Linked DNA regions of Homo sapiens: regions 2 and 3 are each linked to region 1. The links are chromatin loops, found by intact Hi-C in ENCODE. Cell type or tissue: heart right ventricle. All regions are shown on one strand.

Region 1 (2,500 bases):
GGCAGGAAAAGGGAGCCAGTTCCTTGGGCATAGGGCTGCCCCCTAGGCAGAAAGATAAAGATCCACGCCCTATTCACCCCACCTCTGCCCAGTCCAAGGGAAGCCATCATCAACCTTCCACCATCTCCTTGGCAAACTCCAATTTTTTAACCCACACACCCAATATCTATTAAAATATTGATTTGTTTTGTAAATAATATACAAGTGTTCAAATAATTTTTATGTGTCCTATAAAAATAAAAGTACTGAAATTTGAGATAAAAATAGGTATGAAGAGAAATCCTAATATTTTCTTTCAGCACCCCCAGGAGACTGCTTACAGAGGTATTTGCTCGCACACATACACACACTCCTTGAGGTGTGCACACTCTTCTCAGAACCTTTCCATCCAGCGTGTTCTGGAGCCTGGGTCTGTAGCATCAGTGCTCTGCGTCGACCACTGGGGAGTGGGGAGGGGTGGGCACCCATCAAACAAGCACTTTAGGCACACTTCACCCATCCTGTCCACCATGGACAGAATGCTAGAGGAAAAAAATTTTCTCATGTTTTTTGCCTGTATCTGCTTTTGTATTTTTACATTACCAAAGCCCATCCTACTCAGCCTTTAGAATTCTAAAGAATACAATTTATGTAATGTATAGCTGAGGGTATAGGATGGCGCTCAGTTCAGTATCTTTGTGTTTCCTTTTCCCTTTCTTAAAAACAGGGCTTTGCTGTGTCACCGAGGCTGGAGGGCAGTGGCGTGATCATGGTTCACTGCAACCTCGAATTTCTGGGCTCTAGCCATCCTCCCTCCTCAGCCTCCTGAGTAGCTGGAACTACAGGTGCATGCCATCAGACTCAGTTATTTTTAAAATTATATTTGTAGAGACAGGGTCTTGCTCAGGGTGATCTCAAACTCCTGGGCTCAAGCCATCCTCCTACCTCAGTCTCCTAAAGTGCTGGAATTACAGGAGTGAGCCACCATGCCCAGCCTCAGTATATTTTTTTGTTTTGTTTTGTTTTGTTTTGTTTTGTTTTGTTTTGTTTTGAGACGCAGTCTCGCTCTGTCGCCCAGGCTGGAATGCAGTGGCACAATCTCGGCTCACTGCAACCTCCACCTCCCGGGTTCAAGCGATTATCCTGCGTCAGCCTCGCGAGTAGCTGGGATTACAGGCGCACGCCACCAAACCCGGCTAATTTTTGTATTTTTAGTAGAGACGGGGTTTCACCATGTTGGCCAGGATGGTCTCGAACTCCTGACCTCGTGATCCGCCCGCCTTGGCCTCCCAAAGTGCTGGGATTACAGGTGTGAGCCACTGTGCCGGGCCAGCCTCAGTATTTTTAAACCCAAATTATTGCCAGAGAAATTGGTATATTTATTCAGATGAAAAATACTTGCATTAGTAAGCGAAAATATCTGTCATCGTCACTTTACAGAAAATGGAAAAGGATGAGGATTGCACAAAAACTAGAAATTCCATCCCGGGTGTTTTTCCTCCTCAGCAACGGGCACAGGTCGTTCCAGTTTTGGCCAGGCGGTGGCGCTCGAGGCAAACGGTGTCATGAAACGGTCACTGGATGCACTGACCCTGAAGATGCTCTCAAAGCACGAGTCCGTTCATCAGAGAGTGGACTTGACACCCATCAGAAACATTCCCGGAGTGCGTTGGTGTGAAGGTGCGAGGAGAGTCGGGGAAGCATCCCGAAGCCCTGCTAGGCGAATGGGTACTGCTGAGATTACAGGGTCAGCACAAAGCAGAATACAGGACCCGAAAATAACAGCTGCACCGGAAGAATACTTGACCACTGTTTAAGAAGGAATTTGACGAAGAGCAGTCACCGAGTGCAGCCCTGGGCCGGCTAAAGGAAAAGAAAAAAAATCACTCAACTGCCGCTCGGCGGCGGGAATGCCAGGCGGGTCAGAGAAGGGAAACAGGGTGCTTTGCAGCCGCGGTGCAGGCGCAGGGCAACCCCCTGCCCAGCACTGAAGTCTAGAGCAGGCTCTGCGGGTAAATAGGAGAAAATCCTAGTGAGCCTTATTGTGATTCAACATTTAGAATTTTCCCCCAGTTCTGACCTTGAGATTTAATAAAAGGCGTTTTCAAGTTACACTGGTTCTCTTTTCATATGGAAATGAATTTGGGGTGATTGTTTTCACTGGTGTCTTATTACTTTACGAAATTATGAGCACCCCTTTGCAAGGAAAAATACCTTCTGTCCTTTGGATTGCTGGTTAAATACGGGTAATTTTCATTCCTATTTAAATCAACTTGAAAAAACAAAAGGAGGCCACGTAGGCAAAAGTTCGTTTTGAGGAAGGAAGTTCTCCTAAAAGCTAGGGTAAGTAGATTTTGCTTCAATCTGCATATTTTTCAAGGAAAGACTTTTAAAACGAAATGTTTCTAAAACCTGAAATTTTAAAGGCAAATACATAGTCTTTTTAATAAAGCAAAGCATATTCTGCATTCCCACCTTTTACGAGAATAAAATAAAATATCTAGAGACAAATACATTTGGA
Region 2 (2,500 bases), 390 kb after region 1:
TTTTAAGAAAATAGAACCAACGTGTTTCCAGCAAATTGAACACACATGGACATTTTTTAATGAACTCCAGTCAGCCCATCTGTCAAAACTGAAGATGCTGGAGAAACCTAAGACTCCTCTAAAGTTACAGCCAAAAAGATGTGATATACCTCCAAGAACTGCACAAGGGATGCTGCTAGCAACACTTCAGTGTTGTGGTCAACAAAGAAGTGGAGTAGAGGAGGAGTTTCTCTCTTGCCCTTCCCTGCGAAGATCGCTTTCCCCAGCATCGTTCCCAAAAATAGCAGCCGAGCTTTTAAAACACACACACTCCAGATCTGTGCTCCTGGGAGAGCTTGTTCAACTCACATCCTGCATGTACACAGAGCTCTAAATAGAGACTCCTAACTCTATAAAGGAATTCCTTTTAAGGAATCCACCCAAATCTGTTAATAACCAATCGTAGAATAAACACCAAAGGATCAAGTGTGTGTGTGTGTGTGTGTGTTTGCACGTGTGCACGCATGCACATCAGTGCATCTAAGTGTGTATGGGGGTGAGGGACCTTCTCCTTCCAGAACCTCCCTCCTCCCACTTGTCCTGCCACTGCTACTGCCTACTCTGTAGCATAAGGGCCTGCAGACCAACAGGAGCCCAGGCAGCAAATATCACTCCTGAGGGCCCAGATAAGACGCTGTCACTCACCACATACCAAAGAAAATGATATATATATAATATACATAATATATTCAAATATATACAAATTTGTATTTGATATGTATACATTAATTTTATATAGTGATTATAGAGATAGATGATATGTTATATATATTCTGTTTCACTGTGCTTACACTATTTTCACTGTAGAAAAGGGACAAATAGAGGCTGCGGCAGGACGGAAGGGTCACTTGCTTTTACACTGTGTAACTTTTTGTGGCTTTGAATTTTGTACTTGAAAAAATTAATTTGTGTGTGTGTGTCCTGCAGGTAAACTGTTGTCTTCTAAAAAATTTCTGCTTGACTTCCTAATCTCCAGCAGGGACCAAAACTTTTTCAGGAGCTCAGCAAGCCCTCCCCTCCCCACCCATCCCCAACACACATGTACTCACACACATGCATGTCACACACCCACACAACACACATGTACTCACACACATGCATGTCACACACACACCCACGCAACACACATGTACTCACACACATGCATGCCATACACCCACACAGCACACATGTATTCACACATGTATGCCACACACCCACACAGCACACATGTACTCACACACATGCATGCCACACACCCACACAGCACAAATGTATGAACACACATAGGCCATACACACCAGACACACACACCACACTGACACACACACACACACACACACATGCATTTGTCAGGAAAGAGCCTTTCACCACCCGCTGAGACCCCTCCCGCAGCATTTCTGAGCCCAGGTGCAGGGCAGGGCTCAGCTGGCCAACCAGGCCAGCATCAGGTCACAATGAACTCGCAGCATGGATAGGAAAGGCCCAAGTCCTCTAAGCCTCAGAATTCAGTGCCACCTAGAGGCTCCTCTGTTGCATGATTTCTCAATTCTGAGTGAAAAGACAGGCCCAGCCACTGGCCTCATGAAACAGGAGGTGGTCCCATGAGCCTGTAATGTCCAAAGAAGGCACTCATATTTCTTATGAGGACTTGAGAGATTGGGGCTGCCTGTCCGAGCTGCTGGCCAGGTCCCCAAGACCTGGAAGTGCTCAGTATCCCCTCGCAATTTTGCCACTCTACTCAGAGTGCAAACTGGTCAATCACTTCTGGAAACTATCTGGCAATATCTATTTGAGTTGAGCATGTGCAGCCCCTCGGCACAGCAGTCACACTCCTGATCTATACCCAACATATATGTGCATATAAAACTCCTGCCCACCCCAGCTCACTGAAATAAGGCCCCTGAAAATCCCAGCCCCTCAGCTGGGCCATTCCCCCTTGCAGGGAAAGGGCTGGAGGAAGCTGGGAGCTCATGTTGCTCCCAGGCCCAGCAGCATCGCAAGTGTGGATGGCTCCCTCCATCCTGCCCCCTCTCGGTCCCCACCCTCTGAAGCAGCGGTTCTTAGCCAGGGATGATTTTGTCCCCTGGGGACATTTGGCAATATCTGGAGACATTTTTGCTTGGCATACCCGGGGAAGAGGATGTACTGGCAGCTGGTGGGTAGAGGCCAGGGGTTCTGTGCAGCATCCTACGGTGCATTGGGCAGCCCCACGTGAAGGAGCATCCGGCTCCAAACGGCAATAGCAATGAAGCCAAGATATTGTGCCTTAAGTTCTCAATGGCGGAAGAGTGGGTGTAAATTATTACTTATTTTAAATAATTGGGCATTTCAGCTAAAGATTTAGAATTAAAAAATTCTATTACAGGAGAATTCAGTTCTAAGGCAGATGCATTTATCTTGCATTTTAAAAGAACAAAGCTGCCTAATGAAAACGGCAGAGTGAGACCATGCACTTCCTGGGCTTTAGATGCATCTTTTT
Region 3 (2,500 bases), 260 kb after region 1:
AAGGGAACAACCCTAGGGGTTCTCTGCAGGTTGCAAGCCCTCTGGCCCCCCAGTGGCCAGGGGTCTTCAAATCCCATAACCCCCACCCATGGTATTCTGCCCCTAAGGATGTCCACGGATGAGAAGATTGGCCTTCCAAGATTCTCCATCAACCCCTCAGCGAGGCTTCAGCAGCACTGAGCCCAGCAGAGACTTCTGTAGCACCCGAAAGCCTCCTTCTGTCTTGGGAGCCTCATCTGATCTGCTGTATCATGCGTCCCTGCCCTCTCCTCTCTGGGGCCTCTTTCCTTCCATCATCAGGGGAACTTGCTCCCCTGAAAGGAGAGGGCCAAGATGGGAACATTGTGCTATGTCAGCAGCCAGACACACAGCCCGCTGAGCTCCAAACAAAAGAAGTCCCAGGACCCAGGCACCTTTGTCAAAAGACAGCCAATGTAGCCTCTGTTCCAGGAAGGCTCCAGCCTGTGGCCTGTGGGGGTGAAGACAAGCTCCTGCACAATCTGGCCCATTGGATATAAAACATCTATTTGACTTCGGAGAGGGGAAAATATATCACATTGCTAAGATGTCCTTGGTTGCAGTGAATAGCCCAGGGAGAGGTGGAACAATTCATTCCAGAGACCAGCATGAGTGAGGAAGTTGACAAGGACAACGTGGGGCTTTCCAAACAAAAGAAGGAAGAGGCCAAGATAAGGATTTGGTACATTTGGCCAACAAATGGAGGAAATAATCATTTCCAAACCATTCTTGAATGTGCATTTCATCCATATTTATAAGAATGCAAGCCTGCACACGCTTTCCACCCTGTGTCACCCCATCATGGGCAGGGACTTGGTTTACAGACTTTTATATTTGCAGATGGCATCTCTCGTGCACATACATTTTGCGTATACTTTGACATAAATAAACCCGGTTTGGTTTTAAGAAATTTTAAACAAGTGATGTAAAAATATTGAAATAAGATGCTAAGGTTTATTTGGAGTTCTCCTAGGATGCTGAAGAGGTGGAAAGAATAATTTCCAGAATGAAATAATTCCTCAAACATGTTAGACATTATATCAACTCTAGCACAATGCTATGTATGCAGCAAGAGGGTGATAGTATCTGTGATTGGCTGAATTAATTAATCAATCTTAGGCATTCAACAAATATTTATTAAACAGTTAAATGAATGGAGGCAAGGGATAGGATTGGTGCATTTAAGTTCACATGTTAACAAACCCCCATAATAAGCTTCAGCAGTTGTACAATTTGTTGTTGGCATCCTAAGTTCTGAAATGCAATATATTCTACATTTTCTCCCCCTTATTTCCTCTCCCAAAGTTTCTAAAAAATGAAACAAAACATCCGTGTGCATGAGTGATCCCTGGCAACCTGCCATAGTCCACATTCCTTCTCTCTGAGACTCTCTCTGATATTCAGTTCTTGGCCTCCACTTGTCCCCAGATCATGTCCAGACGGCTGCAGGCTCCAAATGCCCAGAAGTCAGCTAATCCCAGGATCGGCAACAAACCTTGGCTCTGGGCAGACCTCTTACCTTTTCAAGAGCTTTTTCATTGGGTCTTTGATTTTATTTCACCAACTCTGTGAGTCAGGACAGGCATGTTCTCGTATTCTCACTCTCTTTCATACAGACACATACATGCACAAACATGAACACTTACCCCACATGCTCATGCTCACCTCATCCAAGGAACCCAAGGCCCTGGCGTCCAGAGAATGAGAGCTCCCGGGGCTAGCTGCTGAGGGTCAAGGCCGAAACCAGCTCAAGATTTCCTTCCCCCACCAGTGCCGTCCCTGTCCCCATGCAGGGCAATGGTCCACCCATTCCCAAGAAAAGGCCTCCAACTCCCTTCGTCCAGTTCCCTGCCCCTGGGCCTGTCCTCATTCTCGCTCTGCTGAAGTTGACACAGGCCTCGCTCCTGTGCAGGGGTGGGACGCGGTGGGGGAGCTACATTTAGACAAGGAAAGGGCCCCCAGGCTTCTGAGTGCGCGTACACACAGACAGGCCTCTGGGACATATTCTGGATGGCTCTGGGCAGATGGCTGTGTTTCCTCTTTTTTCCAGAAAAAAATTCCAGACGACGCAATGATCACAAATGCCAATATCCTAGTAATTGATAGGACTGGATCACACTATGTGAAAAGAAAAGGCGCCCCACAGGCTTTATATACATGTGCGCCGTGCACGCTCTCTCTGTCTCTAGCTCTGTCTCTGTGGACCTGTGTCAATGCTCTGTTGGTCTCTGTCTCTCTTTGTGTGCTTCTGTCTCTCTCTGTGTGCCTCTGTCTCTCTCTGTAGCTCTGTCTCTCTCTGCCTGTGTTCCCCTATGTCTCTGTCTGTCTCTGTCTCTCTCTGTAGCTCTGTCTCTCTCTGCCTGTGTTCCCCTATGTCTCTGTCTCTCTGTCTCTGTCTCTCTCTGCCTGTGTTCCCCTATGTCTCTGTCTCTCTGTCTCTGTCTCTCTCTGTCTCTGTCTCTCTGTGTGTCTCTCTGTCTCC

Evidence for each region. A loop is a pair of places that touch in the nucleus more often than their neighbours do. Peaks named below come from ENCODE experiments on the same cell type or tissue, not always from the same donor. Only the 100,000 strongest peaks of a DNase experiment are listed, where the experiment ranks them.
Region 2: a loop joins it to region 1, with 7 times the contacts of the local background. A loop is called at or near these places in 104 of 110 quality-filtered maps.
Region 3: a loop joins it to region 1, with 2.3 times the contacts of the local background. A loop is called at or near these places in 13 of 110 quality-filtered maps.

Annotation. Positions count from the first base shown.
Region 1 is chr21:38,732,556-38,735,055 of GRCh38, forward strand. No RefSeq gene overlaps it. Among named protein-coding and RNA genes, the nearest start is that of LINC00114, 40 kb to the right of the region's middle. In heart right ventricle, CTCF peaks have their summits at 1,521 (motif pointing right) and 1,723; a DNase peak (open chromatin) is centred at 1,546; H3K4me3 peaks cover 893 bases; H3K27ac peaks cover 1,003 bases.
Region 2 is chr21:39,124,602-39,127,101 of GRCh38, forward strand. No RefSeq gene overlaps it. Among named protein-coding and RNA genes, the nearest start is that of LINC02943, 41 kb to the left of the region's middle. RefSeq lists a silencer at 1,422-1,481. In heart right ventricle, a CTCF peak has its summit at 1,556 (motif pointing left); a DNase peak (open chromatin) is centred at 1,520; H3K27ac peaks cover 753 bases.
Region 3 is chr21:38,992,332-38,994,831 of GRCh38, forward strand. LINC02940 (long intergenic non-protein coding RNA 2940) reads right to left here. Exons shown (of 7, transcript XR_007067867.1): 4 at 414-2,500. Among named protein-coding and RNA genes, the nearest start is that of LINC01700, 16 kb to the left of the region's middle. In heart right ventricle, no CTCF peak of the experiment used is centred here; DNase peaks (open chromatin) are centred at 475 and 1,419; H3K27ac peaks cover 2,500 bases.